Linked DNA regions of Mus musculus: all the other regions are linked to region 3. Evidence: chromatin loops called from intact Hi-C (ENCODE). Cell type or tissue: gastrocnemius. All regions are shown on one strand.

Region 1 (8,000 bases), 110 kb before region 3:
ATTTATTGTGTTGATCCCAGAAGTGAAACAGGAACAAATGGAGGAAGCTGGGGGTCACTGTCAGCTTGGAGAATAAGGAAGGACTTGATTAAGGCCTTTGGCATTTGATGGGGTTGCTTCCTTGCAGCTAGGAGTAAACAAAGAGCTAGGTATTTTGGGAGCGTGCTTTGCATGCTGGCTAGGGGTGGGGGTGGGGATCACATTTGAGTGATGTCCCTTTTAGACATGGAATGGTTCTGCATTTTTCTTTCCTTTTGTAGGCGATATGATCTGGTCCTAACTACACTTGATGATAAATCACCTATAAGGAAGGTAAGATAAAATTGGAAGCAGAGCCGGGCGTGGTGGCGCACGCCTTTTATCTCAGCACTCGGGAGGCAGAGACAGGTGGATTTCTGAGTTCAAGGCCAGCCTGGTCTACAAAGTGAGCTCCAGGACAGCCAGGGCTATACAGAGAAACCCTGTCTCGAAAAACCAAAAAAAAAAAAAAAAAAAAAAAAAAAAAAAAAAAAATTGGAAGCAGAAAGTCCTCAGGGGAAAGAACGCAGCTAACCAGGTGCCATGAGAGGGTATAAATGACTGGATTTCTGTGAGTCTGAAGTAGGATCTACTAGCTCCTTTACAATAAATTAGAGACCGGGAGGCTGTCTGGGTGAGGGAAACAGGGGACACAAAGAGATTTGGGAAGTGTTGCGTCTGAAATCCAGGAAATGCCATCTTGGTGGATGTAGTCAACATTTATAAACTCCTGATTGGACCTCAGCACTGCAGATGGGTTGGTGATAAGGTGTCCTAAACTCAACATTATCCAGCTGACACTATAGTCACAGAAGTGCTTGGATTATCTAGGGGGATTGGAGATCTAGGGGAAGGCTCAACACTTCCCTTGTATCACCAACATTGTACAAAGCAATCCGGAAAGCGCTAGGGCCCTATGCTCAAGAAGAAAGGGGGTGCAGAAAAGAAGCCGGCCTCCTGACTTCCTGTTTATGGGATTATCTGCTGAGAGAAGTGGGGGAGGGCACTTACAAGGGTGGGACCTCCTGAGGTATGTGCAGTTTCAGACAGAGGAAAGAGGGAAGACAAACAAACCTGTTAGGTTGTAACAGCCAAGACTCAAAACCCTCATCTCCATTTAAGATTAGTGATACAGGCTCACAAGCAGTGACCTCTTTTATCTTTTAGAAAGCTCAGACTGTTCCTGGATTTTGCTTTTTAGGCCATCATCTGGGAAACTCCTCCTGTCACTCCTCACATCTTTCCACAGGTTCCTAATCTCAGTTCCCACTTGTCCTAGTTGTTGGGTTTGATTTTGGGGAACAAGAGGACCAGTGATTATCCACTTCACAGATGTGCTGAGCATCTTAAAGCTCCAAAGCAGAAGGACAAAGCAGGTGGAAATGAATCTTCAACTCTTTCATAGTCTGTTCGCGAACTAGGATTTATAGCATACAAAAGTCTGTTTTCACTTTAAAATCCAGAAATATACTGCAGAGATACCACAGGTACAAATGCAAGTGGCATTAACTACCTTGAGCAATACAAATTGGTTTATTACTTTTTGTTTTTCTATGTTATTTTTCTTAATGATAATCACTTTCAGGAAAAAAAAATGACCTTTCCTCACAAATATCAGAACAACTCTACCTGCTGCAAACCCAAAAATCCTTAAGAATGCAGATTTATTAATAAACTAAGCAGGGCAGTAGTGGCACATGCCATTAATCCCAGAACTCTGGAGGCAGAGGCAGGTGGATCTCTTCTGTGAGCCAAAAGCCAGAATGGTCTATGGAGTGAGTTCCAAGACAGCCAAAACTATACAGAGAAACCCTATCTTGCTCCCTCCCCTCAAATTAGGCTACTAATGGTTTCTTGTTTGTTTTTATTCAGAGACTCAAGTAGCCAGGCTGGTCTCCAAATCTCTATGTACCCAAGAGTGACCTGGACTCCTGATACTCCTGCTTCTACCTCCCAGGAGGGATTATAGGCAGTGCCATCCTTTCCTGCAGAAGGCTAGAGTTTTAATTCAGTTATCTTCAGAAAGATGATTTATTAGTACTCTGTGCTTCATTATTTTTCCATTGGCTAAAAGACTGTTTTTAAAATTCTGTTTCTATTACAGAATTATTTACCCTCCATGTCGTGAAAGTATTTTCCTTTAGACCTAGAGACATTAGATGCATTCCAGATGTATGTTACTTGGGTGACTGGATGATGGTGTGCAACTAGTACGAGCTCAGGATGCCAAAGTGAAGTAGTGACTAGTTTTAGTGGTCTGGATGGAAACAGAGGTTACTAAGGAAGCAGGATAAGAGGGAGTTTGACAGAGCCTTTCCCTTAAGAGACATGATGGCACTTAGATCAATTTTTGGAAAACCTTTTTCCCTTCATTTTATATACCACTCCTAATGCTGCTTTGGGGATAACAGCTTGGGTAAATACATCCATACATATGAGTAGATACTTTGATTTGTACGGCTGGTGTCCATATTCACTTACTCTTTGAGACATCAACAATAATTCAATACAAATGGAAATCCTATGCCAAGGGTTTTCTCTCTCTCTCCTTCCCTCCCTCTACTGCAAAAGGACAATGTCCCTTCAGAGATCTTTACAAATTGGAGTTGAGTTGGGTATGGTGGCCAACACCTTTAATCCCAGCACTCGGGAGGCAGAGGCAGGCCTATTTCTTTGAGTTCAGAGCCAGCCTGGCCTACAAAGCATGTTCCAGGGCAGCCAGGGCTGGTACACAGAGGAACCCTGTCTTGAAACTAAACGGAAGGAAGGAAGGAAGGAAGGAAGGAAGGAAGGAAGGAAGGAAGGAAGGAAGGAAGGAAAGAAGGGAGAAAGAAAACACTAGATTTGTTTAGGGCTGGGTCCTGTAACTTCTAGCTTCCTTATCTCTCATTTATTAAAATTGGAGAGCTGACTGTAGTCAGATAGCAAGCAAGTGGGCTTCTATATACCGGGAGGGATTACTCTACTTCATTGCTAAGCACCAGATTAACAAATCTAATCACAGAGTTCTTGAAGGATCAGAGTTGAAGAAATCAGTATCACTGAGAGCTTGTAAGACGTACCTGTTGCATTGCTGGCTGCTTTGGCAGGTGATGTGGACTGTCCTGTCTGCACCTGTTAAACAAGAGGAAGGGTGAGAGGATCTTTAAAGTCACTTCTTGTTTTAACATGCTATTACTCTATGTAAAATTTGGGAGAAAATTATAAAATGCATGCTATAACTCCCATAAAACACAAAAACACATGAGAATTCCTAAAACCTAGAAAATTAGATTGACCTCTTATAGAAGGTCAAAGTAGAGAGAAATGAGGGCTGGGGTGGGCTGGGACACAACAAAAACCCTCCCCCAAATATTTTTTAGCATCATCTAATTATGAAAAATTCCTGATTGGTTTGAAGTAGCCATGTTCATAAATTGTTGAAAAACCTGATTTGTCAACATAATTTAAATTGGTAAATTTCTACCCGAAATTATTATTATTACTATTATTTATTTATTTATTTATTTATTTATTTACTTATGCCTAAAATCTCTGAAATCTGGATTGGTGAATCCCGCTTTGGGTGGGCACAAAACGAAGCCAATGTTAAGGAGGAAGACAGTTTACACATAGACCAAAAATAAAACCCAAGTGACACTGTTAGAAGAGAAGCCAACAGATTGCAAAGATCAAAGGCAAAAAAGAGAAGCTTGTTTGGTTAATGCTGGGGCTTTGGGGCATTTCATGTACTTGCGGGGCTCGTCCATCCATCCGCACCACACATCGTAGCCATGCTATTCTAAACTGATGATAAATCCAGCTCCAGGGCGGACAGGGCGCAAAGCCGGGATCTCGCACAGATCTCAGGATCCAAGACGCGGGGCCAGATCTCCCTTGTGGAGGAACCATGGCGTTTCTTCCGAGGTGACTGTTAGATAAAGCAGCGTCTTCATGTTCTTCGTCCGAGAAAGAAGCATTGGTCCAGAAATCAACAGGATAGGGGCTAAGATAAAAGGGAAGCGCCTTTCCCATCTTTTTAAATTTCCCGCACCCCGTTTTCTCTCCGCCTCCCCAACACCGTCTCTGCTTCCACCAGCAGCTCGAGGATCCCCGCACCGAGAGGCGGTCGGAGCAGGATAGTCTTAGGAAAGTAGGCGGGCCTGGCCCGCTGAGTATTTCGGTGCCCGATTTTTGCTGTCTTCGGCGGCAGTTCCTCCTCCGCTCGGTTACTGGATTGCACACGCGGCCGTGAGCTCGGCACTCGATTGCTTCGGCCTATCACCCTGGGATGCCGCCTGCCGCCGCCGCCAGCGCCGCGGCTGCCGGGCTTGTGGGTTTCTCAGAGGAGCGCGAGCCGGAGGAGCCCAAGCAGCGGCCGGAGCGGCGGCCTGAGAGTTAGCGGGCCGGCCTGCGCGTTCCGCGGGAGCAAGCCGACGCCAGGCGGACAGAAGCTGGGCCGGGGCGCGCCCCTCAGGCTGAGGGAGCCGGCGCTTTGAGCCCCCGAGGCGACGGCGGCGGGAGCCGGTCAGAGGGGGCGGCCCCTGGCGGCGACGCCCCCGAGCCCAGCCCTGCCTGGCCGAGCTCCATCCTCAGCCCAAGCCCGGGCGGCCCGCGAACGCGCCCGCGGGGGTTGAGCAGGGCTGCGTGGGGGCGGGAGGTGAGCCCGCGCTCCCGGGTGCTCCGCGTCCGCTCCGGACCCGCACCTGAGCCGGGACCCGCCTCCGCTCCGGACCACGCTGGACCCGCCTCCCGGCCCGGGTCCCACCCTCCGCTTGCAGGTGGGCTGCGGCGCCCGGCCTTCGGGCGGTGGGCGGCGGGGAAGGAGGTGAGCGGTGTCCGCGCCCGCAGCCGTTCGGGTGCTGGTGGCCGCGCCGTCGTCCCTTTCCCGCAGCCGGGAAGCCCGCCCCGCCGCCGCCGCCTGCTCCCTCTGGGACACCATGGAGCTGTCTCCGTCGTCCGGAGGAGCCGCGGAGGCGCTGTCGTGGCCGGAGATGTTCACGGGGCTGGAGTCCGACTCGCCGCTGCCCCCGGAGGATCTGGACGCGGTCGTCCCAGTCAGCGGAGCAGTGGCCGGTGGCATGCTGGATCGGATCCTTCTGGAGTCAGTGTGCCAGCAGCAGAGCTGGGTCCGGGTGTTCGGTAAGGATCACAAGTCGTCTGCCTCAGAGGCTGGCGTTTCTCATCTTTCCTTGGGCTCCGATGCATTCTTAGTCCCCCATCTATCCTAGGTCAGCTGTCCACATCTTTTTTTGGTTGTTGTTGTTGTTGTTGCAGAAAATGCTTTTTGACAAGTTTATCCAATATATAGCGCCTGGTTATGTGACTCAGTAGGCTCCTTTGGACCTCTTTAGATATCCACAGTAAGTTTATAGAGTTGAGCTATCTGGACGTAATTCTTAGGTGATTAATTAAAGGCACTTGCTGCTGAGTCCTCAGGAAGGTAGAATGGAACAAGGCACAAAACCAAGTGAATGGGATTTCATTTCCTTCCTGTTGTGTGAAGCAAGTGTTGAGAGAAAGATATGAAAAAGCTTAGTAGAAGATGAGCTAATGAATGAAAAACAAAACAAAACAAAATCGAGGGGTTGTGGGTGGGGGGCAGAGATGGGAGAGACACCCAGCCCTAGCCGTAGCCCTTGCACCAGCCCCAGTTCAAGTGTTTGGTAGCAGTAGATTTACCGACAGCTTTTCCTTGAACCGTACTCTCTGCTTGTCCTGAGTGTGTAGGTTGTTTCAGATTGCACTGCTGTTTCTGGTTTTCGTGGTTAAGCTACCCGGTTGTCACTCAGCAGGTTTAAAGTGATGAACACACTAAAGAAACTTTCCCTTTCTGCATTCCGAGTAACCATCTTTTAAATTAAACCTGAATGATGATTTTCTATTCAGGAAAGGCTGTGGCAACGTTAAACATGCTGTATGCATGGGTTAGCTGTGGCTTTCCAAAATATCAAGCTAGCAGAATGTTTCTGCTACACATGACCATAAAAGACATAGTAATGTGGTTGAATATAAGATGACCAATTTGAAGTATCTGGAATCACACAGTGTTGAGATGCTGTCCTGCAGTTTTGTTTGTCTAATATGCTGTTAGTGATCAGCATATTGTATTTATGGCTTGGCTTTCATACTTCCAAATAGGTTCTGTGCTTTATAATTCAAGACCATCTTTTCATGGTTTATAAGTTGTCTTTTGGACAGTTCAGTTGACTTCAGGAAAGATCCCAGACATTTGAATTCTTGCCTCAGTTCTGTCACTAAAAATTATTAAACAATTTAGGGCAGATAAGGCCATCTTTTTGCCTCAAATTCCTTATCTACAAAATGAGTGGATTAAATAATCTGTAGGGTCTTTTTAGTTATATAAAAAAAGCAACTCTCCTTATAGCTAGTTCTTAGAAATTTATGTATATACTACTTAGAATTTTGCTGGTGTTTCTAAATGTTTTTTTTTCTTTCTTTCTTTTTTCTCTTCCTTTTTGCTAAATGGGGGAATTAAAGCAAAGAGGTGGGAACTGACGCAGAGTTACTCAATTCATTCTCAGCAGGTTGGATTAAAAGCTTTGCTGCCTGGTAGTCCACCTGTCTGCTAGTTCAGGTTAGCTGATCACTTATAACAAAAGTTGATGAGAGTCTAAAAATGACTATAAATTGGAATACATTGTGGTTACATTTTATCTTCTGTCTGTATACACTTTCTCTTACTGTTTTTATACAATGTTAGAGAGAGGACCATGTTAGTATATATGATAATTGGCTGACAAGTGTTCAGAGCTGGATATTCTAGACCTTATTATTGTACATATCCTTCACATGTAACCCATGTAAATTTTTACTAATGTTTTGGTAGTCTGTTCTAGAACTGGACTTGTCATATGCACACACGTCTAAATATGTTTGAAGAAACCTAGAAATTAGTAGCACACAACTAGGGCCAAGAACCAGATAGTTTTCTTTTTGGTTTTGCCACAGCTTCGTTGTCATTTAATTTTGTCTGAGTCATTTTTATCTCCCTGGCTCCAGGTTTCTGCATACAATGTGGAATCTGAAGTAGTTGGCTTACATGCACATAAATTCATGCACAAGAAGTTATTCAGAGGAAGTATTTCTATGTTTAGTGGTAGAATTTCCACTGCATCATCTTTTTTTTTTTAATGTTTGATTTTTGTCAGTTAATTAAAACTCAGTTTTACTTGCTGTTTAATGCTGCTGCTTTTCTTTTAAGGATTTTTCCCTGGAGACTGCTTTGTTGTCCATACAAACCAAAACTAAGGGGGTCTTGCTTGTTTTAGATAGTTTTAAAATTGTTTATTGAGCCAGGCGTGGTGGCGCATGCCTTTAATCCCAGCACTTGGGAGGCAGAGGTAGGTGAATTTCTGAGTTCAAGGCCAGCCTGGTCTACAGAGTGAGTTCCAGGACAGCTAGGACTATGCAGAGAAACCCTGTCTTGACAAAACAAAAAACAAAAAACAAACAAAAAATTGTTTATTGTATGATTCTTTGAGGTTAGAATAATGTGGAAAATCAATTTTTAAAATTTATTTAAGCAGGGTCTCACTGCGTAGCCCTGGCTGGCCTGAAATTTGCCATATAGTCCAGGCTGGTCTCAAACTCATTGAGAACTACTTGCCTCTACCTCCTGAAATGCCTGGATTAAAGGCATGGGCAACCATGCCCAGCAAGAAAGTAAACATTTATGGAATATGTTTTTTTTTGTTTGTTTGTTTCTTGTCCGATTTGTGTATTCTTGGGTTATCTTTGATCCTCTACATAATTTATAGAGACTTTTTTTTTTTTAAGTGTGGTCCACTTGTTTCAGAGAAGTTTTCACTCCTCTCCTCTAAGTTTGTGGATTAAATATGGACTGTGGTCTAATTGGTCCCATTATTTAACTACAACTTGGCCTACAGATTCTGTCCTGACTTTTGAAGCCAGCTGTTGAACAAGCTCTCAGTTGAGCGCTTTTTAACTCACCATCAGGAGGACTCTGTTCTCACAAGGTA
Region 2 (8,000 bases), 160 kb before region 3:
GTGAAGGGGTCCTCAAGGACATGGCCTGTGTTTATGCAGGCAACGCTCAGTTCAACAGGATGGATTAGTGTCATCTGCCCTTTCTTCATCCACTTCTGCAATTTATGAGCCTCTCAAATTTATGAATAGTTTACTTGCTCTGTCAGAGGAATAACTTAATTGTGACATCTTCCACTGGTCTAGTCTCTAAGCAAACACAGACAGAAGGAACTGGGTCCTAGTATTAACACACAACCAAAAACCCCAAACATAACAGCTATGTTGTAATCATGCAATCACTATAATCTTTATATTTATCCCTATAAAATATTCATGTACTATAAACATACTAAGCTCTACTTAAATCTCCTTAAATAAACTTCAACAACAAAAATCCATGCACTTAAGGTCTAAAAATAGTTGGGGGGTGGGGAGGTGGCTCATGCCTTTAAACCCAGCACTTGGGAGGTAGAGGTGGGTAGATCTCTGTGAATTTGAGGCCAGCCTGGTCTACAGAGTGAGTTCCAGGACAGTCAGGACTACACAGAAAAACCTGCCTTGAAAAAAACAAAAATGGTCTAAAAGTAACCAGACAGAGCACAGTAAAATTCAGACAGTGAGCTACTAAGATATGTCTAAACTTTTTCCTTCCTCTTCTTCCTTTTGGGCCTTCTGCGTTAAGCTTCTTAAGGTCTATGCCAATAAGGCTACAGATTGTAGCTGCAAGCATGGTCGAGATCCTTCAGAGAAAAACTGTAACTGAGGCAACACTAAGAAGGCAAAGGACCGAGGAGGGTTAACAGAAAAGAATTCTGGAGAACACAACACTGTGTAAACAGTTGCCCATTTATTCATTTTAAAGTAGTTAGTGAATGTCCTCGTTAGTACTGGCTGTCAACTTGACACAGGCCAGAAGTATCTGAGGGAGTCTCAATTATGGGGTTGCCTCAGTCAGACTGGCCTGTGGGCATGTCTGTGGGGCATTTTCTTGATTGCTAATTGATGTATAATGGTCCAGCCCACTGGGAGTGGTACCATCTCTGGGCAGATGGGCCTGGGCAATTCCTCCATGGTTTCTGCTTCAGTTCCTGATAGAAGTGTAAGCCAAATAAACCCTTTCCTTCCCAAGTTGATTCTGGTCAGAGTGGTTTATCCCAGCAACAGAAAATCTAACTAGACCACTGAGTGTCATCTATGGATTGGTACAATGCTAAGCTGGGGACACAATAGGCCTATAGGGGGAGAGTCATGAGGTAGTTACTCTAACAATGATAGTGACATAAATAACAGAAACCTCACTGGTCAAGCCTGGCAGAGAGTGGGGAGTAGTGTCTGAGAAGATGGGTGTGGCTCTGAAGACTCTAAATTCTTCTTTTCTGAAGTAGCAGTCACTTGGTCCCCCGTACTCACCCGGTGTAAAGGGAAGAGGAGGCTTTTCCTGATACTGACCACGACAGGCCAAAATATCAGCAAAGTTAACACCACAGAAATGAACATCAACTCTGACCTGCAGAAGAAACACAGCACAACAAAACAGAGACGTATACACCCTAGAGACAATGTTCATTCAGTAATAATGCATTTCAAAAGGGCTACTGAACGAATGACAACCATATGCCAGACAATGAACCATGAGCCAGATTATCAGGAGGCAAAATGGACCGAGTTTCTGCCGTTGTGGACCTATAAGTATAGCAGAAAAGGCACCAACTAAATAATAATAAAGCTAACAAAGCCATATGTTGTTGAGTCAGAATCTCACTATGTAGCCCAGGCTGGCCTCAAACTCACTATGTAGTCCATGCTGGCCTCAAACTTAAAATCTTCCCTGTGGCCTCTCAAAATTATAAACCTGAACCACCATGCGTGGCTCATATGTGTTAAATTATAACCTAACATAAAGTCTTAAAGGTAGGAGAAAGCACATGATGAGGGTATGTGACCTCTTGAGGAATGCCAAGGAAAACTAGGAAAGTAACCCTTGCACTAGTAAAAGCCAAGAGTTAATGATTCAAACTTGGAGGTGAACGCTTGGTGCTTGGCACAGACAAAAGCTATGGCGTGTGCAGATGCCCTGCGTGAGGGACAAAAGAAAAACTAGCAAGTCTAGAACTGGAAGAGGAGAGAGCGACAAGGAGTGAGAGCTCCACACTACACTGAGATTTGTAGGTCTGAACTGAGGAAGGTCCTTCATACTGGGAACAACAGAACGCCACTAAGCAGGGGGTTGCGGCGTTGTCTGAGCAAAGGCAATATGCTGGAATTTGAGTAGCTCGAACCCGGGAGGACAGCCTAGATCCCTGTCTTCTATGCTCTTGACAAAGTCATCACTGAGGTAGAACTACAACCACATGGCCAGCAGTTTCTCTAGAGCAGTGGTTTTCAACCTTCCTAATGCTGCGACCATTTAACACAGTTCCTCATGTGGTGGTGAGCCCCAACCATAAAATTATTTTCATTGCTACTTCATAACCGCAATTTGCTACTGTCATGAGTTGTAAGGTAAATGCCTTGGTATGCAAGGTATCTGAGATGGGACCCCTGTGAAAGGGTCATCTGTAGTGGCTATTCCTGGTTGTCAACTTGACTATATTTGGAATGAACTACAATCCAGAATTGAAAGGCTCACCAGTGACCCTTATCTGGAGGCTTGGAGATCCTTATCTGGATCTTGGTTAGGAGATCTTGAGCCATAGTGGCTATGGATTCCAGAAGATTAAATCTCCGAGTTTAAGGAACACACCTTTAATCTGGGCTACACCTTTGATCTGGGATTAAAGGTGTGGTGGAACACACCTTTAATCTGGGCTACACCTTCTGTTGGAAACAATATAAGGACATTGGAAGAAGGGAGTCTAGCTCTGGCTCCTTCGCCTGCTTGCTGTGTGAGACTGAGTAACTGCTAGATCCTTGGACTTCCATTCACAGCTGCGACTGAACAATTGTTGGGAATTGGGCTGCCGACTGTAAGTCATCAATAAATTCCTTTACTATCTAGAGACTGTCCATAAGTTCTGTGACTCTAGAGAACCCTGACTAATACAGTCATCCAACCCCTAAAGGGGTCACAATCCATAGCTGAGAACCACTACTCTAGACCTTTTGAGGAGCCAGTGAGTTTCAAAAGGTGGTGGGTCCAGGACCATCATCACTGGCATCATCTGCGATTTGGTTAGAAATTCAAACTTCACCTTGTGTTGGGGTGAAGTTTGCCCTTAACGACAGCACTGAGAAGACAGAGATGGGCAGATTTCTATGAGTTCCAGGCCAGCTAGGGATACATAATGAGACTCTTGTCTTAAAAAAAAAAAAAAAAAAAAGAAGTTCCAACTTTGAGGCCACACCCCATACTGACTCATACATGGGAAGATAGGAGAGGCTCAGCAACCTGTCTGAACAGGCCCAGAGAACTCTGGTGCTCATCAGAGAATGCAGCCCACAAGGGTGGGGATCCCAAAAGGTGCCAGCTGGAATCCCAGATCAATGTGCTCTACGTGTTTACGTTTACTGGAGAGGTGGCGGGTTGGTTAGAAGCCATTCTTTATCTATCAAAATCATTCATTTCTCAGTTCTTTAAGTATGTGCCACATGCCAGGGCCCGTTGCAAACTCCAGGGATTTAAAGGCAAAGAAAAATAACATAAAAACACTCTCAGAAGCTAGCTCCTTACAATGCAAACAGCAAAACTGGGGAGCCCATGCCTCCGCATCCAAAAACTGGAGTACTTATTGACTGGTGGATAGCATGTCCACTGTCCTCAAGACACTCCACCTTGGTTTAAAAACAACTTAGCCAAGAGTAGGGAGGCATTTCTGCACTCCGGAGACTGACACAAGAAGACTGTAAGTTCAGTTCCAGCCTGGATGACATGGTGTTATCCCAGAAATGAATGACTCAAGATGAGGGAAGTTGAATGGCTGTGATCACCCTCTCTTCCAATAATCTGTTTTAACCACAGGCCCCATTTGGGTGACCTTTACAACTGTAGCTGCATCTCTGCCTCTCATGAGCGACCCCTAACATGAAGATACTCTTGCGTACTCCACCCTGTTTCAAATTGTCATTCTCTACTACATATGTGTCACACGCTGTCACCAAAGTGGTCAACAGGCAAGGCCAAGGTGACTTCCACATTTCCTGGCAGGAAAAGGATCTCATCCCAAATTACAGCAGGACATAAGAGGAGCCCAGGCTTGTATTCTTCATGAGATAGATTGGGATGGGGGCAATGGTTCGGGGACCCGTACATAATTTGATACTGACCCTGAAGAGGGGCTAAGCAAAGGATAAGGGTCCTTTTGTCTGTATTGTTATGTAAAGTCCTGTGTAAATCAGACACAGTTTCTAAGGCAACGGCTCTGGAGCTCTCTGAGAGGCCTATGCTTGAGATTTGAGGGAGGGCTTCCTTGACATTTCTAGCCTTTCCGTGAACCTTGAAAGGGCTTGACCTTCCAACCTAAAGTGGGTGCGCTCCAGCCTCTGGTCGCCCCCTACGCTTGGGAACTAGGATTTTGACCGAAGCAGGAAGCCCACGAGTGCTGGGCCGAGAAAGTCAGAGGCTCTGAACTATACAAGGAGGCATCCCGGGGTCAAGCTTGTCACCCTACCTCCTGTGGCCCGACGGGGCGGGGAGCCACCTCTTGAATGGTCAGGGGCTGCTTCAACTCGGTGCAGAGTGCAGCTCGGTAGTGCCGGCCTTGGCCCTGCCAGGCTTGCCTGCAACAAAGAAAAGGGAGCTGGTTTTCTCAGCAGTACCCCTGGGGTCTGTAAGGGGGCCGGGGGGGGGGCGGGGGGGGGGGGAGTTGGGCTTGCACCTGCAGAGCCACACCGGAGGGAGGCAACGCGTACACAGCCTTGCTGCCATGGCCAGCTGAAGTCGCGAGGGGCGTGGCCAGCATGTGGCAGGAAGAGCTCTGGGGAGAGCGGAAAGGCGTCCCAGGACGTGCCTGCTCTGGCCGGGTGACCTGACCGGCAGGCGGAGCTCTTGTCTGTCTGTGCAGGGGACTGTCAGCCCCACACCACTTCTAGGGTTAGACCAAACAGTGTGTGCAACCCTTGATCTCTTCGCTGGTTCTGGAAAACAAAAAGGAAGCATGAGGGAAATGATTCGATCACCCCAGATTAAGAGTCTTTGAGACAGGGTCTCATTAGGTAGCTCTCACAGTGTTGACCAGGCTGGCCTAGAACATGTCATCTTCCTGCCTCTTGTTTCCTGAGTGCTGGAACTACAGGGTGTGCCTGGAAGACTATTAAATCTGTGTTTGGTAACATTTCAGTAGTAGTTCTGGGGTTCTTTCTAAGAAAGAAGTCCAAAATGCACAGGTGAATCCTTTGATGTCTACATTTGAACTGCTAGAGTTCTTGCCACTAATTTTCTCACACAGGACTAATTATGATAAAAAAAACTAAACTGTTACCAATAGTCTGGTGTTAACTGATCCTGAACAAATCCAAAGAGAATATCCAATTAAAGACAAGCCAGCTGGGCACACGCCTGTAATCCCAGGGCCCAGGAGACAGAGACAAGAAAACTGAACATTCGAATCAGCCAGAGCTACATTGTAAGACCTGTCTCCGATAAAAATAAAAATAAATTAACATGATGACACATGCCTTTAATCCCATCACTCAGAAGGCAAAGATAGGTAAATCTTGGTAAATTTGAGGCCAACTTAGTCTACATAGCCAGTTCCTGGCCAGCCAGGACTACATAGAGAAACCCTGTCTTAAAATATTAGTTAGTAAAAAAATAAATAAAAAGTCAGCCCAAAACTTAATGACTCTCATGCTCCAAAGGTTTACCCCTTGGTAAATGTGATTCAGTGATGACATAAGCCTTAGGGGCACAGGTATGCCCTAGAAGAACCAAAAATAATACTACTGTCTATATGAAATAGTATATAAAATTGCTTTGGCATTGGCAAGATAACTGAGTGGGTAAGGGTGCTTGCTATCAAGGTTGATAAGCTAAATTCAACCCCCAGACGTCACATGGTAGAAAGAGAGACCCTACTCCCAAAAATTGTCCTTTAACCTCCAAATGCTGACCTTACACATGAACCATGTACATGTATGTACACACACACACACACACACACACGTTAGTATTAGATGTAGATCTATCTGACCTATTTAAAACAGCAAGTGACTATACGCCAGCAATGTATGTGAGGTACATGCTATGCTGGAAAGAATGGAAGACTATATCATTGGATAAATAGATTTAACGACAGCATGGCATCTTTGGAAGACATCTGGCCAGAGGGTATAGGCCACAGGTTGAAATCCAGTTCTACCACCTCTTTGGCCACCTCCCTAATGGTTCTCGCCCTCAATTAACTCTTCCATAAGAGAAGGCATTGAGCAGGAACGAACAGCAATTGAATGGAGGAAACTGTAAAGCGAAAAGGAAGGATGCATTTCTGAGTTTATGACCTAAAGGCTTTGAGGGCTGAGGAACCCAAGAACAAATAAGCCCCTCAGGTGTGCAGTAGGCGCTGTCATCATAATCGTACCCGTTGGGAATTTTCAGCTCCACATACAAACAACCGAAGGGAAGCAATGTCTACAATGGGAGATGATTTCTTTTAAAAAACCCATGGCTCCAATGAGACAGGCAGGAAAGCACTCTGTAAACGGCATATAAACCAAGCATGTAAGATGAACTTGGGACCTGGAGATGTAGCTCAGTGCTATGGTGCTCACCCTGGCAAACTAGAGGCCCTGGGTTCAATCTCCAGCAATGTGAAAAAAAGGAAAGATAGGAATAGTGGAGAAATCCATGTCACCACCAAATGGTCATCCTTAAGCCTGTAGTGTAACTCCAGAGTAGAGCACCAACCTAGACTGTAAGGCCCTGAGCTTGATCCATAGCAACGGGGATGGAGGAGGGAGTTCCTGGTTGCCAGGAAAGCCAACAGCAATAAATCTCTAACTTATGAAGTATGTAATGATTGTTTGTTCTGAGTATTAATTGTTATTGCTGTGTAGACCAGGCTGGCCTCAAACTCACAAGAGATCCAACTGGTACCTCCAGAGTGCTGGGATTAAAGGTATACACCACCACACCCAGGCCTAGCAACCATTTCTTAATCTTGTTTAATTTGTAGGATCTGTATAATGCATAACATTTTCAGTATTTAATAGATATGTACCTAATAAATTATTGAACGAGAACTCAGTTATCTAGTATTAATTTTCCAGGTAATTGGAAATAACACTAAGTATTAAGTCTCATATTTGTAATTAAGTGCTTTTACAGAAAGGTTTTCATGTGCAAGTATATGGGGGTGGGGGGGAATGTATGTGTGGTATAAGTTCATGTATGTACAAGGGTGAACATGTCTAGGTTCACACAGAGGCCAGAGAAGGATGTTAAGTATGTTACTCTCTCATTCTCTGCCTTTTCCCTTCAAGACAGAGTCTCTCACTAGACCCGGAGCTAGGCTGGCAGTAAACAAGCTCCAGGGATTCTCCTGTCTTCAACATCCCTCCCCCAAAACACACACAGTTCTGGGGATGGAGCGATGCACACGACCCCTTCAAGCTTTTGAGGAGGCTGCTGGGATTAAAACCAGGCCCTCCTGCTTGTACAGCGGGTACTCTTACTCACCAAGATGCCTATCCAGCTCCAGAAAAAGGTTCTATTGTTGTTTTCACAATATTCTGCCATTCTCAGAGAATATGAAGATCAAGGAGTGTAAGGAAAATTTTCAAGATGGCATTCAACATTTATGAAAAATCTAAAAAAAAAAGTAGAAATCTATTTAAGAGTCCTGAAGGCTGGAGAGATGGCTCAGTGGTTACAAGTACTGACTGCTTTTCCAGAGGACCTGAGTTCAATTCCCAGCAACCACATGGTGGCTCACAACCATCTGTAACGGGATTTGATGTCTTCTCCTGTTGTGTGTGAAGACAGAAAGCTATAGTATACTCACATACATAAAATAAGTAAATCTTTAAAAAGAAAAAAGAGTCTTGAAAGGTGTTGAAAATATTTTAGGTAATTGAAGTGATTTGCG
Region 3 (8,000 bases):
ATCATTCTTGGAAGGCTGAAAGTCCCAGCTAACCAGTGTTTTCTAAATGATTAACACATAATATTCATGTGCTTATGAGTATGTGGTAAAAGGAACTACTCAAAAGAAAATATAAAACAGTTATTTTTTAATTTTAAATATTTTAAAAGATTTATTTATTTATTATGTATACAATGTTCTGCCTGCATGGCCAGAAGAGAGCACCAGATCTCGTTATAGCTGGTTATGAGTTGTTGGGAACTGAACTCAGAACTTCTGGAAGAGCAGCTGGTGCTCTTAACCTCTGAGCCATCTCTCCAGCCATATATGTATGTATGTATGTATGTATGTATATATGTATGTATATATGTATGTATGTATGCATATGTATGTGTATATGTGTGTGTGTGTGTGTGTGTGTGTGTGTGTGTGTATATATATATATATATATATATATATATATATATTTAAACTTATTCACTTTACATTCTGCTCGCTGCCCTCCTCCCCAACAGTCTTTCTCCCATGCTAGAACCCCTTCTCTGAGTGGGTGAGGGCCCTCTGATATCCCTCAACCCTGGCACATCAAGTCTCTGCAAGGCTAGGTGCGTCCTCTCCCACTGTAGAGGAGGGTTTTGTTTGTTTGTTTTGTTTTTTAAAATGTATATATGTGAAAAGTTTGTTGCTGTGGTTTCAGAGTCCATGTTGTACTGACTCCTCCTACTTATTTGTCTGATAATTCTTATCAGTTTTTGGTATTATGTTGAAGAATGCCCATAATTTAAAAAAAATACTATTAAAATGCTAATGTTGTTTCAAACCTTCATATCTTAAGTCCTGGTTTTCTCTTATATATCAACCAAAATGACTAAAGCAACAAATTGCATATAGAAACATAAATGAACTAGTCTGTCTTTTATTTAGCCAGTCCTTGAGGACATTTGAAAAAAAAATGTAAAAACAGTGCCATCCTTTTAGATTTTTATTAAAAATAGTTGTTTCATTAAGATGCATTTTAATATCAGTATGTGGTAGATTTTAATTTCTAATATAATAGATGTTGACATAACCTATACATATTCTCAGTAGTTTTTCAGTCTCAAGAGATCTTCATATAAAAGTTGATAATTTTTAATGCTACAAGGTGATAAATAGCCAGTCTTAAAGTGCTTTGCATAGAAGTTTACTTTGGATTCTTCTTAATGTTTCTAAAATTATTTAATTTTTGTAAGGAGGCCAGCACGTAATGTCCTTAGTATTCTCATAGGAATGGGACACAGCAAATCTAAAATTGTTTCTAATTTTGCTATTAAGAGTCTTCTTTGTGACTCTGTTATGCTTTTCTCTAGTGAATTTTAGGTACTAAAAATAATTGGAATTCAGAATTAGAAGTAAGTCACTAGAGTCAAAAATGAAGTTTTTCGATACTGTTAAGGTGAAGTAGGGCAATGATCTGAGCATGCTCTGTTCTTACAATTCTCCATGCATTACATGATAGAGTGAGTCAAATCTATAGACGTCTAAAAAAACATCAGGGATTGTTGTTTGTTTTGTTAAAACAATTTCTTAAATCTTAATCCAGTTATACCAAACAGAACAAAAATAATCACTTATTCCTGTCTTTTTTCATATAACTCTTAAAACTATCAAAACTTATGAAAATAGCTATAAAAATGAACAATAGTGGCTTCTAGGATAACTCATCAGTCTCTCATTGTAGACAGATTTTTAAAAATGCTTCCTGTTCCTCCTGCAGTTACTAACTAAAATGATTCTAGGAATCTACATGCTTTATTGTTGACTCATTCACAGCACCAGGGGAAACTAGAAGAAAGTTCAGGTTCACAGACGAAGAGTGTTCAGAGTACTCAGAATCACACAGATAATTCAAGTTTTCTTAAGTTTAATACTGATGTAGATTTATCTTTTATCAGGAAACATAAATATAGGCTCTCAAACTCTTAATTTTTAAAGGGTGGGGGTCTATCAACACCATCTAGCTTTAGTATCAGTCATATAGTACAATGGACAGTTTGTTTTATACATGGCTACCTAGTGTAACAAAGTTAGTCACTTGAATACAACTTGTGTAGGTTACTGGGTCCCTATTTAACATAGATTTAAGTTTTCCTAATACTTCACTGTGGAATTAAGCCTACATTGCAATAAAATATAATTCATTTGTCTAGATCATATGACTGCAGTCAATTTTGACATAACTTTTGACTATAGATAAGAGTATTATAAACATGTCCAAAGCTTAAGAATTTATTTATTAGCCTTGTACTGGTGGCATAAACCTTTCACCCCAGCACTTTGGAGGCAGAGGCAGGTGGATCTCTTAAGTTTGAGGACACCCTATTCTATAGAGTGATTTTTCAAGATAGTTAGGGCTATACAGAGAAATCCTGACTTGGGGAAAGGGAGAAAAGGAAAGAGAGGGAAGGAGAGAGAGAGAGAGAGAGAGAGAGAGAGAGAGAGAGAGAGAGAGAGAGAGAGAGAGAGAGAGAGAGAGAGAGAGAGGAATTTTAAGGTTTTCATAATAATTTTGAAAAACTTTAGGATAATTTAAGATGCAGTTCTAACATTAAATAAAGATGCTTAGACTACAAAGGGAAAGCTATAGGTATGGAGTGAAGATACTGCAATGCCATATGTAACTGCTATATATTTTATAGAACAGAAACAGAAAAAGTAACAGGAGGCCGAGGCAATAGATTCCTATGAATCAGCACCATGTCTCGCAAACTCTTAGTATTATTGGTTCTTACACCCTAAATTATTTTTTGGAGGGAATTGGTGAGTTCCCTAAAACAAGACATATTTAAGTAGATTCATAGAGGCTAAGAATTTAAGCCAGAAAAAAAATGAAGGTAATATTGACCACTTATAGGATTCGAGAGGAGACATGTGAACTTATGTGCTCTGATAACTGAGTTGTAGCTTTCTACAAATAACTGCCTGTAATTTTGCATATTTGGATAATTACAACCTGAGACAGTTAGAAACTATTTGCATTTATTGAAGTCAAAGCCATATACCTGCTATTTAAGATTTACAATGGCCTTACCGTTGTGGGTATTTGTTTACTACTGTCACCAGTTTGGATTGCTCTTGTAGCACATCTTAATAGTAATAGGTATTTGAAGTAATTGCTTTGGTATATTTTTAAAAGGAAGTAGTCCTTTGTGGCCAAATGACTTTTAATATATTTAAGGAACTAACATAAAAGTTTATTTAATATCTAGTTAGATGATTATATATTAATCATCTAATATATAGTTATTATTAAGATATGTTTCTCATTTCACAGTACAAATGAGTCAGCAGTTCATATTAAACCATTTTAAAGGCACAGAGAATAATAGTACCATTCGGAACTTGGGAATTATTAGCTCATTTTACTTTGATGTTAGACACCCTCACTTCCAAGAGCCATCTTTAGATCATTCCTTGAGGAAATAATTTTTGCATGCTTTAAGATCTTAGTGGCCTCTAGTGGTAATGTGATACCATAGTTTTAGTCCCAGTTCTTATTAATATAAATCCATTTTGTAGATGTAGTCACTCAGCTCTTTACATTGCTCATTCAATTCTTGATTAATTGTATTCTCAAATCCTCTTCATCCCTAGACGAGAAATTGTTGTCCTTTCTTTTCACTGTTATCCCTGCTCCTATATTTTTAGTAATATCGGTTTAGTTCTGAAACAGCCTCCCATTGTCTCAATGTAAACTATGTTGATTACTATATTAAGCTTTTGGTACGTTTTCATCTTGGAATGTTTGAGCTTTTCTAAAGATTGTAGGAAGAAGTCTTCCTTAATCCATTATAATAGATTATAAAAGTAATTTTAGTTCATTGAGATTCATGTTTAGAATCACTTCTATTAATTCACCATATGAGAATTTTATATTTCAAATATTGGTGTACTAGGCATGAGAATGGTTTATTAATTGGTTTTTATTTTTTGCTACACAGATGTAAAAGGCCCACCAACCCACCGTCTGTCTTGTGGTCAGTCACCCTATACTGAGACGACATCATGGGAGAGGAAGTACTGCATCCTCACAGACAGCCAGTTGGTGTTGCTCAACAAGGAGAAGGAGGTGAGCTACAAAGCTACTGCTTATTTCTAAGCACATTTCTAAAGTTACATACTTTTTAGTTGTATTTTGATAAGGTTTCATTGTAAAATACAGACTCTAGCAACCATAAACTGTAGTGTAAGTGGGTACTATTGTTAAAATGATATGTTGCTGCAATGAAATAGCAAGCTCCACAGGCAAGACTGGATCTTGAGTAGGAAAACATAAAAACCACACTGAATTGATAAATTTGGAATGAGAGGCATTAAGTTGTGGAATCTGGTCCTGCAAATGGTCTAGATGAGCTAAATGATCTGTTCACTCCTGTGCTGACTAGTTTCTTGTCAGCTTCACACAAGAGAGTCATTTTGGCAGAAAATGCTCAGTGGAGAAAATGCCCTCATCAGATTGGCCTGTAAGCAAGCCTGTGGTGCATTTTCTTGATTGATGTTGGAGGTGTTATGGCTGGTGGTTCTAAGTACTATAAGAAATCAGGCTAAACCAGACATGAGGAGCAAGACTATAAGCAGCAGTCCTGTCTGGCCTCGGCTTCAGCCTCTAGGTTCCTGCTGTTTGAGTTCCTACCCTGACTTTCCCCAGTAATGCACTATAATTTGAAGCTATAAGCTGAAATAAACCTTTATTTCCCATGTCACTTTTGGTAGCTGTGTTTTATCATAGTAGTAGAAACCCTAAGACAAAACCCATCACAAAAAGTTCCTGTTCAGTTAAGTACTATCTTAGTTAGGGCTTCTGTGGCTGTGAGGAGACACCATGCCCATAGAAAGTCTTATAAATGAAAACATTTAATTGAGCTGCCTTATAGTTCAGAGGTTTATTACATTATTGTCATAGTGGGAAGCATGGTGGCACATAGGCCAGACATGGTGCTGGAGAGGTAACTAAGCATACTACACCTGGATCTGCAGGCAGCAGGAAGATACAGTGAACCACTAGGCCTGGGTGGAGCATCTGAAACCTCAAAGCCTACCTTCCAGTGAGTGACACACCAACAAAGCTACACCTCCTAACTGGGCTGCTCCCTGTGGGCCTATGGGTACCATTTTTATTCAAACTACCACAAGTACTCCTTTCTGGGTCCTCTTCATCTTCTATAGAATGTCATATGTCCTTTTCCTTTTTGTATGGGTGCATGCATGCGCATCTGTGGGGAGTTGGGGGGTGAATATGGGGAATAGAACCTAGGAAATCCTTCATATTAGTCAAGTATTTTATCACTGAACTACATCTTAGCCCATTTAGCTTTTGATGCTAACTGCTATAAGTAATTTTAGATGTCTGAGAACCTTCATTCCCTACATTTAACTCTTGCTCTGGGTCTGTATATTTTCACTTTCTGACCTTATCTTCACTCATATTTCCCACCTCTTGAAGTAATTCATTTCCTGCTACAACTTAGAATAGAACTGCTGTTTCTTCTGCCTTGTCTCTGTAGGGGTCTCTTAACTTAATGGTTGAGTAATGCACTGTTGTGTATGTGTGCCACATTTTTTTAAAAAAATCCATTTAGCTTTTGATGGATACCTGGTTTTGATATTGGAAAATTTGAGGAGTTCCATGTGAGTTGCCAAATGTTTCCAGAGACTTCTGGGTCCTTTCTTGGGACTCTTAGTCTTCTTGATAAAGTAATATCAAGAACACACTCTGAAGGAAGCTTAAGGACAATTTTATTAACTTTAAAAAAAAAATCCTCAGAGCAGGCAAGCTTCAAATCTCAGCAGCCACATGGAAGAGGAAGATAGAGAAGAAAAAGAAAAAGTCATTCTATTTGACTCAAGCCAGCTTGGAAGGGTGGAGCCACACTGCAGAGATGTTGCCATACGGTGGGGAGGAGAGCTTTAGAAAAGGAAGTCCAGAGTACCAGAAAAAGCAAACTTAGGTGCTGGTCAGTATCAGACAGAGACAGAAGAGAAAAAGGAAGAAGAGGAGAAAGAAGAAGAAGAAAGATAAAGTTAGGTGTTTCTGAGTCAGAACTCAGAAAGTTGGAAGACCCAGCAGAGCCTCATAGTGGTTTATAGGGACTGGGTTTGGGGATGAGCATTCGTGGAAGGAAAAGTACATTATCCCATTAAAGGGATAGTTATTCCTCCTAGCTATTTAGCAATTAAGATTAATCTTAAGATGAATCTTCCTTCAGGATGGGTGGTCCCTTGATTGCCTGGTCCAGCTTGATTAACTTTTATCTAGAGGTGGATTACATTGCTTTGAGTAGCAGGCAACAGCTTTCCCATTATGGGTCTTCAATGCTTCCATAGCAGTTTAATTCTCTCTTAGCCATTGTGGATAGTGTTTTAATAAATATACGAATGCAGAAAACACTTATAGTAGTTCACTTTTCTCTGGTTATATATTTAGTATTTTTATCTACAACTTCTGGTATAACTGCATGGCTTTAGTTTTATAGCATTTGTCACCTTATAAAATAGTAAATAATTTATTATGTTATTATCATTTGTTCTACTTTAAGCTTTAAAATAAGAGGTTTTTTTTTGGTTTGGAGGTGTATCCCCCAGTGTTTATAAATTTATGACAAAGGAAAGGAGGGAAGAAAGTAGGAAGGGAGGGAGGGAAGAAGGAAGAAAGGAAAAGAAAGTAATTGTTTTGGGACTTTTGTTTTGTATATAAATATGGCCTTAAACTTGCTTGGTAAATCCAAAATATCCTCAAACTCAAGATCCTCCTTCCTGAGCCTTGTGAATGTCAAGATCACAGGCACACACTCTCACCTGACAGGAATTCCTTGTATGCATTTATGGAACAAATTTTACCAAAAAAAAAAAAAAAAAAAAAAACCAACCAACCAAACAACCCCCCCCCCAAAAAAAAAAAACAGTTTATAAACTTTGTTCCCAAAATATCTGATTCTTTCCTATATCCTTGAGATCTCCTCCATCCTTTCCCCTTTGTTTAGTGTGTTAGTCCACTTTCTATTTATACAACAGACACTTGAGGTGCTAAGCTTTCAGGAGAAAAGGGTTACTCTGGCTCACAGTTCTATAGGTTCCCCTCTTCGGTCAGTGGGTCTCATTTGGAGGTTCCCCTCCAATGCACCCATTGCATCTGGGTGAGTAATGAGGCAGTATATCATGGCCACAATGTCTAACAAAGCAGAACTGGTTACCTTCAGGCTGAGAAGCAACACAAGAAGATGGAGTCAGTGAACCTCGCCACTGTTGCCCTTTTGGGCATGCTTCCCACTAGTGTAAAGGCCCCTCAGTGGGCCCCACTTCTGAAAGTATCCGCTATCTCCTGATTCTTTGAACACTTAAGAATTTATACTATCATATAATCCTACTTAGGACATGAAAGCATTTTTTTTTCTAAAGCTAAATCATGTACCACAATGTAGTATCCTGTATTACTGAACATCTAACACACAGTGATGTAATCACAAAGAAGCAGCCCCATTGTGGTATTTAAGATAAATATAAAATCATCACTATTTCAAACTAGACAGAGTAGTAGTTTTATAATGTTCTGGATGTACCAAATGCCATTAAACTATTCACTTTTAAGTGCTAGATTTTATATGAATTTTATTTCACTATGTTTTAAAAATTATTATTGTAACTACAAAGGAAAGTTTAAGTGAATTCTTGCCTTAGGTGGGTTAGATTTATAGTAGAAAATACCAAAAAGTGCCTTTACAGAAATACCAGTATCTTGTCTGTGTTTTAAGGGAGAAATAATAGTTTTCCGGGAGGGAATGAGGGAAAAGCAATCATAATTATAAGTATATCATCCAGAAACATCTAGCAAACATTAAACATTCCCAGCTTTTGGAACAGTTTACAAAATAAAAAGTAATAGTTAGCAAGAACCAACTAATCAAGAACAGTGAAGGCCATGATAAAGAGTTCTGTCTTTACTTTTTCAAATGATCTAGAGCATAGAAAGTATTTATTAGGTTAAT
Region 4 (8,000 bases), 150 kb before region 3:
CTATCTAACAAAGTAAAGCACAACACTTTGTGCTTTGTTCTATGACAGAGGGGTACAACGGGTTGTCGGACCACAAAGGAAGGCTAGCCCGCCCCTGCCATTGGCAATTATTTTAGAAAAGCCTCATAGATGTTTTTAAAAACAGTCTTAGGCAACCAGACGGCACAGCCAGCGTTGTCCTTAGTAAAGGATGGCGCACAGGAGAATACTTCACGTTCCAGGTGGTCAAATTCTGGTTTGAGCCAAGGAACAGTGAAAAATGGGGTTGAGACAGAAAGACCGGAAGCTTTAGAGTCAAGCAGTTAAGAGCTCCGGCTCCCTCACTTTCCGGCCCTACATTCTCAACCAAAGGACTTCTCCCTGGATCTCAGTTTCCCCGTTTATAAAATGACTGGGATCACAGATACCAGGTACGCCAAATGCCTGACACAGCATATGCTTCCTAAATCCATGCTGATTGCTCTTTATCACCGTTTATCTACAAAAGTCTTCATGGCCTGTAGTACACCCACCTTTTCTTTCAAATCAATGGAAACATAAATATTTTATGGATGAATTGATTCGCTTAACACGTATTTATTAAACACCACATGTGCCAGACAGACGCTAGATTCTGGGAATGCAACAGCGAGCAAAACAGACAAAACTCTGCCCTGGTGGGACTTAGAGTTCCTAAAGAGAGAAGAGAGGGTGGCTCACGCGCGTCTGGGAGAGAACTGCCCACTTCGTGGCCTCCGGAGGCTCTTCAATTCCCTGATTTAAAAAAAAAAAAAAAAAGTTAATAAACCGGGAAAACAAAGTTCCCAGGAGGTCTAGATGTTAATCCCACTTCCTAACAACAACGGGGAGCCTCCTGTCCTCCCCCTTAATCGCTACTTGCTTATCAAGCCCCAGCATCCTGTTGTGACCCAGGGGAACGGGTGAGTTGTGTTGTTTGGCAGGAAGAAATGTCAAGGAGGGCTAAAGCGGTCCTTGGGCTCCGGTGCCTGAAGTGGTGACTGGAGGAAATGGAAAATTGCACACACAAAAAGACCATCCAGACTGCGCGATTTGCCTATCTCGGCTGCCGAGCGATAAGCAAGCTCCCGGGCCTCAGGAGGGTGCAGAGGGGCTGCTATTTCAGCAGCAGGACAATCATACTTCACAGGTGTGATTAGCTTTAAGAAAGACCTCACCACAGGAATCTCACTTAATCCTCAGATTCTGTGGGGTAGGAATTAACCCCATTAATCCCACCTTGCCCTCAGATGTTAACTCCTCCCTCTCCGAGGCCTCCTTCCATGTGGCTCGTGACTACGTATGTAATTAAGTCATACATGAAGTGGGGGTTTCATTTTTACTTCATTCCTTACCCCTCCCTGCGAATCACAGCCAGCTCCTCACAGCCGACTCCACTAAGCTTCCCTTCCTTCACTGTCTCAACTGTGCACCAACGCCCAGAGCAGTAAGACTGTTCGAGCTGTCCCCAGTGACCTGTTTGCCGGGTCTCACAGGCTCTTGTCAGTCTCTAACATGGCTGGCTCATTGCAGCTTCTGAAGCCAGCCCTCTGCTCATTCTCCTCCTGGTCCCGTCGTTGTTTTCTGAGTCTCCTCTACTACCCAGTGCTTTCAGACACTGCACACCTGTCTGTTTCTCCCTTTCCCTCGGGGAATTCTTTTTCCTATTACAGCTTCTGATTCAGAGCCCTGCTTCCTACCTTGGTCTCACCACCTGTGACTTCTCACTCTCCTCAGCCTTAAATACACACTCCATTCCTGGCCCCAGCTTTCACATGACCACCATTTAGAGTTTTTTTTTTTGTTGTTGTTGTTTTTTGTTTTTTGTTTTTGTTTTTTTTTTTTTAAAAAAAGCACTTAGCATCTGGTTTTGTTTTTTGGTTTTTGTTTGTGTGTTTGTTTTTTTGGTTTTTGAGACTGGGTTTCTCTTGGCTGTCCTGGAACTCACTCTGTAGACCAGGCTAGCCTCGAACTCAGAAATCTGCTTGCCTCTGCCTCCCAAGTGCTGGGATTAAAGGCGTTCGCCACCATTGTCCAGCTTAGCATCTGGTTTTATGACATTCTAAGATCTCTTCACCCTGAATAAAGCATGAAGAACTTCAGGATAGACATGCAGACTTCTCAGGTTCTGCCTTCTGAGTGCCTGACTCAGTGCCTGGGACCTGGCAGACGCTAAACTTAGAGGTGTTTGGCAAGTTCTCCAGAGTCAAGCAATTGGAGGGTGCAGCTAATTTGGTTTTCTCTGACTCTCAGCCTCAGCCCGGGAACACAGCAAGGTTACAAGAACTTTATTCTTAACACTTAGTCAATCAAGGGGCAAGATGTCGGGGAGGATTTCCTTTTCCACAAACACTGCTCATTTACCAGGTGTGGAAGGGTTAGTGTTTGTGTAATCTTCCTTTCAGGCTCCCCAGGATAAGAGAGGAAAGGGGAAAAAAAAAAGGAAATTAAGAAAAGAAAGACCCACCTCCCGTCTGTCTCTTCCTCCCAGTGGACAGCACTGCTCTCACTTCCTTTTGAGCCAGGAGGCAGGAAGCCTAGCTTAGCTCCTGAACCTCCCCGTTAGCCTTAGGTTTCCTTACAGATGACTGTGCTAGGGAATGATCTAATAGGACAATTCACAGGACTAGCCATGGAGATAGACTGTCTACTACCATCGTGAAGCAACATTCCTGGAAATGCCCCCCCCCCAACATCTCTCCCCACCCCCCAAGAAAGGAAACTTCGATTTCCCTGGGATAAACAAGCTTTCTAGAGAGAGAGGCTCTGTCACAGACAATTTGTGAACTCGCCAATTACAAGCTCAAGTTCCACCCAAATACACACAATCAAAGGCTTTTACCAAGGCCATCATTATATGTGCATGGGCTTCCTGCTGTCTGGGGAACGTTTTTTAACACTGCAGTGGTGCAGGGGAAAAAATGTCATCAAAGCATCGAGGTAGAGATGGTTTGCCTAGAGTGGCAGGGTCTTTTTTTCCACCTGATGGCTTACTTCACCTTGTCCTTTTAATGCCACAGCCTGGGAGGGAGCGAAGGAAACCAAGAGGAAAAGAGTGGGCTGGGTTGTGCATGTAATTTGTCTCACCATTTTAGACGGCTCTTTTAATGAGCTTTCTCATTAAGGGCTCTGTGAGTTTATGCTTAAAGTTTTCCGGAAAAGCCGATTAGCCAGCTGAAATCAGATGGCACCTTCCCAGCCGTGGCTTCTTTTCCAGGTACTGAAAGAGAGACTATGTAAGAAGAGAGACCTGACCTAGCAAATATGAAAGCAAATGATGTAACGTTAGGCAATCCCTACGAAAATACTAGTGGTCATCAATTATTAGATTATCGGAGGCATCGGTGATAGCTTTGCTCTGTTCAACTTGTTCCTGAGAACAGAGAGGATAATTGTCTTGTGCTATCCTAGCCCTGAGCTCGGATTTCCTGTAGAGCGCATATTATATTGCATCAAAGATAAAGTGCCCTCTGGGCTTTGACCCCTGAAAGTTGGGCACTCAGTCTTACCTAGTCCTCCTTCTTATTTCCAGGCCCCAGTGCAGCACTCAGATCCAGTATTAAATCCAAATCCACTAAATAAGGTTCACCATTGCACTGACCCAATGAGGGGCCACCAGGACAGGAAAAAGTGCATCAATGATTTAAGTGAGTACCAGGCTGCACACCAGAGAACTTGATCAAGTGGCAGGACTCCACAAACATTTTAATGTGCTGACAGCCCCTAAGTAGGGCAACAGCCTTCAGTTAAAACTGTCCAGAGGGAGAGATGTATTGAGATCCAGGGAGACAATTGCTTTGTTGCTATGAGCATCCTCTGTTGGGTTTCTGAGTATGAATGGGTCCTTTTCATAACGGAGAGCTGGATGTGGCTTTTGCTTTGTTTGCCTTGCCAGTGAGTTTACTTAACAGAATCCAAGCACAGATGCACGAAAGTGAATCCTAGCTGTTGCCTATGCTTGAGCCGATTGTCCAGGATACCCACGCTTCTGCTTGGATGGTACAAATAATGCCCTACTCCCAGTGCCTCTAGAGACTTCGGGATATGATATATTTGCACAGCTTAACACAGTGTTGGCCATAAGGATATGTATCATGAGGCATAAAACAAGAAGGGGGGCTGGAGCTACCCGTCATTACTGATTCACTGGACTGTGTAGAAACACCAAGAGGGGGTGATACAATCCTTCCCAAAATGTTTGCTGAATGACCCAGCCCCTGACCCCCACCCCTTTACAAGTCTGGTGAAGAATAAATAGTCTAGTGTCCATGCCAGGGATGCTTGCTCTGTCTCTCTGTCTCTGTCTCTCCATCTCTCCCTCCTCTCTCCGTCTACACACACACACACACACACACACACACACACACACAGAGTCAGTGAGCAGTGAATGGTCCATGCCCAGCGACATCAAAATGAGCTTGGATGTTCTCACATCGAGTGCGTAGGCCCTTTGCGGTGCAATCAAGGACAGCAGCAGCAGATCCCTGAAGGTGCTGATGAAGAAAAGAGTTGGTCTTCCAACTGGTATGGCACCCTATGGGTTGGCATGTATAGTTTAGGCAAACCCCCCAGATGGTTCTGCTTCCTGCTCAAGTTCAAGGACTTCTGGCCTGGCAGAGCCTCCGGTCACTAGAGGGCAGCCTGAAGCAGCCTTTTCGAGCGCTTCTCCCTTGCCAACTGCCAAAGCTGTGGTGCCCATGTTGTTCTGGCCAGTAGCTTGCCAGCCCACCCAGGAACCGGTTTCCTTCCAGAAACTTGTCTCGTTGCCACAGCACTGAATATATCCTGCATGCATTTCACAGTGGCACTATCAGAAATCCGATTCCCAGAGAAAAATGAGTCCTTAAAGATGTACAGATTGTGCATTCTCAAACATTAGATATTGGAAGAATCGAAGGCATTCTTCCTACTCCCAAAAAGTTCAAAGATAAGGCAAAACTATAAAGATATCTTTTTTAAAAGATTATAATGAGTTAGCAGTTTTCAAGTTAATAGAATAGAGTGGTAAGTTAGACATAGATGCTTGCCTATATTCATCAAGGAGCCCCAGGCCCAAGGGGGCTGAATGGCATCATTGCAGACTAAGATGTTTGTAAATTATTGTGGGGAGGGTAGGATGAAAGGGGACCTTGGAATAAAGTGAGACCCAGAGTCTAACTCAAGGCCTTCTCCTGGTGCCTCAGCGGGTACTTTAAATATCATCAGCCATCAATTTTCATATTGGCACAGTGTTGTGGATTCAATACAAGCTTGCAGAGCACTACTGGGTGCCAAGCTCTGGGAATACAATGGTAGGTAGACAAGACAGAGACCTTCATACCGCCCTCAGCCATTTACAGTCCAGTGTGGGAAATGAATGAGCAGTTCTGAATCAACGTACTGGGTGGCAGGTAAGGTAGGGTCTGTGAGTGTCCGTAGGAGAGAAGCCTAACTCAGGGTCCAGGTGAAGAAAGAAGGAAGGCTTCCTGGAGGTAGAGCCCTCCAGTGGGATCATCGAATACAGGAGTTAGAAGCAAAGAAAGGTCAGGGAAGAGAGGAAGCAAGGCCTATTTAAGGAACTGAAAGAAGAGCCTGTAAGTGGGTAAGAGGGAGCCCAAGAGGCAGAGCCCAGCATTTAAGAAGCCTGTTCTAGGGCTGGTGAGATGGCTCAGTGGGTTAGAGCACCCGACTGCTCTTCCGAAGGTCCAGAGTTCAAATCCCAGCAACCACATGGTGGCTCACAACCATCTGTAACAAGATCTGACCCCCTCTTCTGAGTGTCTGAAGACAGCTACAATGTACTTACATATAATAAATAAATAAATAAATAAATAAATAAATCTTTTAAAAAAAAAAAAAAAAAGAAGAAGCCTGTTCTAGTGGGGATATTCGGTAATAACCCTTAGGGCACTTGGGAATCGCTAAAGGGTCAGGAGTAGTGGTGGGAGTCAGGTCCCCACATTTGGGAGCGCCTGCTGATGCAGGGTCAACGCTACCTCGGAACACTAGCAAACAAGTCTGCAGGACTCCGCCTTGCCCTTTAACTGGACCTTTCCGGTTTCCTTCCTCCGTCCATATTCATCAGTTTTCCCTGAAACTCTTTCAAAACAGAGCTCTATTTTAAGGTCATCTTCACTGGGAAGGAAGCAAGAAGAACCTAGCATGTGACTGTCATGCTTGCTGGACTTACTTGCCTGCCCTCAAGTCCCAGCGTTCCTTGCAGCAGGTGATCTCTAAGGAAGGACAGGGACAGAGGGAGGCAGGGGGATACCAAGTCCCAAACCTGTTTTCTTCTAGGTTAGACAGATTCACACTTGTCTTATGAAGGCAAGACAGAGAGGAAAACGCAGAATCTTTTGGGTCCCTGCCCAGAACATATGCAAAATGTACAGAGAGGCCTTGTCTCCCCCGGGGGGGGGGGGGTAGCTGATGCTCAGGTCTTTCCTTTGGCCCATGTGTCCAAATGTAAAACCCCTAATCCAGCCTCCAGTCCTGAGCTACAGGTTGCTCAGAAGCAGGTGATAACAGTAAACTTTAATGACCAGCAGGCTCGCCGGGAAGCACAGCCGTTTAAGCCTTATTTAATTAAAGTCTAATTCTATGCTTGTTTGCCTAAAGACTGATATAAAAAAGCTCCCACTGCCAGCAGGTTTAATGGACTCCACCCCACGTCTATCCCACGGTAGCCTATACTCTATTCTCGTTTCCTAAAACGGAGAATAAGCCTTCAGATAACACCCGTTCCTCCACTCTGGCCCCTGGGACGGGAGGCTCACACCCAGTTTTCTTTCCATCAGAGCAAGGAAGAGTCTGTGTTGTGTGCAGGGCCTGGAGCCTCTGGTCACAAAAATAAACCACTGGAGCGCACGGACTTTCCTTTCCTGACAGTGAGCTTAGTCAGGAAGAGGCACTTGCACAAGATATTTTCCCCATGTTTTTCAAAAGGCATTCAAGGGAGAAACAAAGGGGTGGAAAGAAGGCTTCTTAGCCCATCCTCTTTATTCCCCAAAACAGGCTCCAGGGAAGCCATCCCTACCCCTATCCTTATAGCTCCCTCTTCGGTGTGCACCCACCCCTTCCCACCCCAACATCCTTCCAGATTCCTTTTGCACACTGCTCCACTGAGACTTAAACGAACCACCGTCTCTCTGATTGTTGGGCTCATAACTGAAACTTCCCACACAGCAATATGAAGAGACGTATGATTCAAGCCTCTCCGTTCCAGAAATATTATTAGTCTCGAAAAAAAAAAAAAAAAAAAAAAAAAACAACAGGGGCCTGCTCTATGTCTGTCACCTGAAATAAACTCCCAGTTTCTTCCTCTGCTTCCCAGATGCTCGATTCTAAAGATTATTCAAGCTTCTTTTACCACCCCCAGGTTCCCTACCCCAACAGTTCTAGAGAGAGGGAGGAGGAAGGTGAAGCCCTCAGACGTTGGCCCCAGGAAGGCGGGGCGGGGCTGGACGGGACAGGGGGATGAGGGTGGGGGATAGTGTTGGGATGGGGGAGATGTGGTCACAGGGAGCGAAAATGCGCTGGCTTAACCTCTGAGACTCCCTAGAGACTCCAGTTTGTGTCTCTTTGCGGAGCTCAGAACAGCCTGTATGTTCTCGTCTCCCTGTTGTGTGCCAGGCGCTTCCCCAGTGAGATATCTCCAGTAGAAGCTTTTCCTGTGAGGGGTGGGGAGCTTTTGTTCTCTTCGAAATCTGGTGCAGCTAATTAAAAGCATTGTCCTGGGAGGCGGGAAGTGGAGGGCTTCCAGGGACCCGTGTTTTTTACCGGGGAAGAGTGGCTGCTGTGTGCTATTGAGATGTTCTTGATCTCTTGGCCCTGCTGGGCCAGCCACTTCAGGGGGAGATTTTGATAAAGCCCAGTAAAGTAAAAATAGACTCGTGTAGCAACGGCTCTCCTTTTCTTCCTTTAGCATGTGTTCTGAGAGGTGCTGGGTTGCAATTACAAACCATTTCAGAGAAAGGCCCTCCAATAGTTGGGCTTTTGACTCCTATTGACCCGGAGCATTTTGG

What was found. Hi-C counts contacts between places; a loop is a spot of excess contacts. Peaks named below come from ENCODE experiments on the same cell type or tissue, not always from the same donor. Only the 100,000 strongest peaks of a DNase experiment are listed, where the experiment ranks them.
Region 1: it touches region 3 in a loop (2.2-fold over the local background); 6 of 42 quality-filtered maps call a loop at or near these places.
Region 2: it touches region 3 in a loop (2.9-fold over the local background); 17 of 42 quality-filtered maps call a loop at or near these places.
Region 4: a loop joins it to region 3, with 4 times the contacts of the local background. A loop is called at or near these places in 17 of 42 quality-filtered maps.

The regions. Positions count from the first base shown.
Region 1 is chr1:157,408,876-157,416,875 of GRCm38, reverse strand. It overlaps Rasal2 (RAS protein activator like 2), which reads left to right and starts at 4,281. Exons shown (of 18, transcript NM_177644.5): 1 at 4,281-5,139. The coding sequence starts at 4,938. It overlaps 2810025M15Rik (RIKEN cDNA 2810025M15 gene), which reads right to left and starts at 4,524. Exons shown (of 3, transcript NR_027984.1): 1 at 3,751-4,524; 2 at 3,081-3,132. In gastrocnemius, a CTCF peak has its summit at 4,992; DNase peaks (open chromatin) are centred at 4,238, 4,656 and 4,967; H3K4me3 peaks cover 6,049 bases; H3K27ac peaks cover 7,629 bases.
Region 2 is chr1:157,455,439-157,463,438 of GRCm38, reverse strand. Cryzl2 (crystallin zeta like 2) reads right to left here and starts at 4,871. Exons shown (of 10, transcript NM_001033284.2): 1 at 4,794-4,871; 2 at 4,587-4,695; 3 at 1,390-1,486. The coding sequence starts at 4,843. In gastrocnemius, a CTCF peak has its summit at 4,934; DNase peaks (open chromatin) are centred at 980, 4,899 and 5,469; H3K4me3 peaks cover 978 bases; H3K27ac peaks cover 1,196 bases.
Region 3 is chr1:157,295,224-157,303,223 of GRCm38, reverse strand. Rasal2 (RAS protein activator like 2) reads left to right here. Exons shown (of 18, transcript NM_177644.5): 2 at 3,960-4,087. Among named protein-coding and RNA genes, the nearest start is that of Gm51654, 46 kb to the right of the region's middle. In gastrocnemius, a CTCF peak has its summit at 3,472 (motif pointing left); no DNase peak of the experiment used is centred here; H3K27ac peaks cover 548 bases.
Region 4 is chr1:157,443,167-157,451,166 of GRCm38, reverse strand. No RefSeq gene overlaps it. Among named protein-coding and RNA genes, the nearest start is that of Cryzl2, 11 kb to the left of the region's middle. In gastrocnemius, a CTCF peak has its summit at 4,625 (motif pointing right); DNase peaks (open chromatin) are centred at 897, 2,123, 4,661 and 7,562; H3K4me3 peaks cover 2,590 bases; H3K27ac peaks cover 7,706 bases.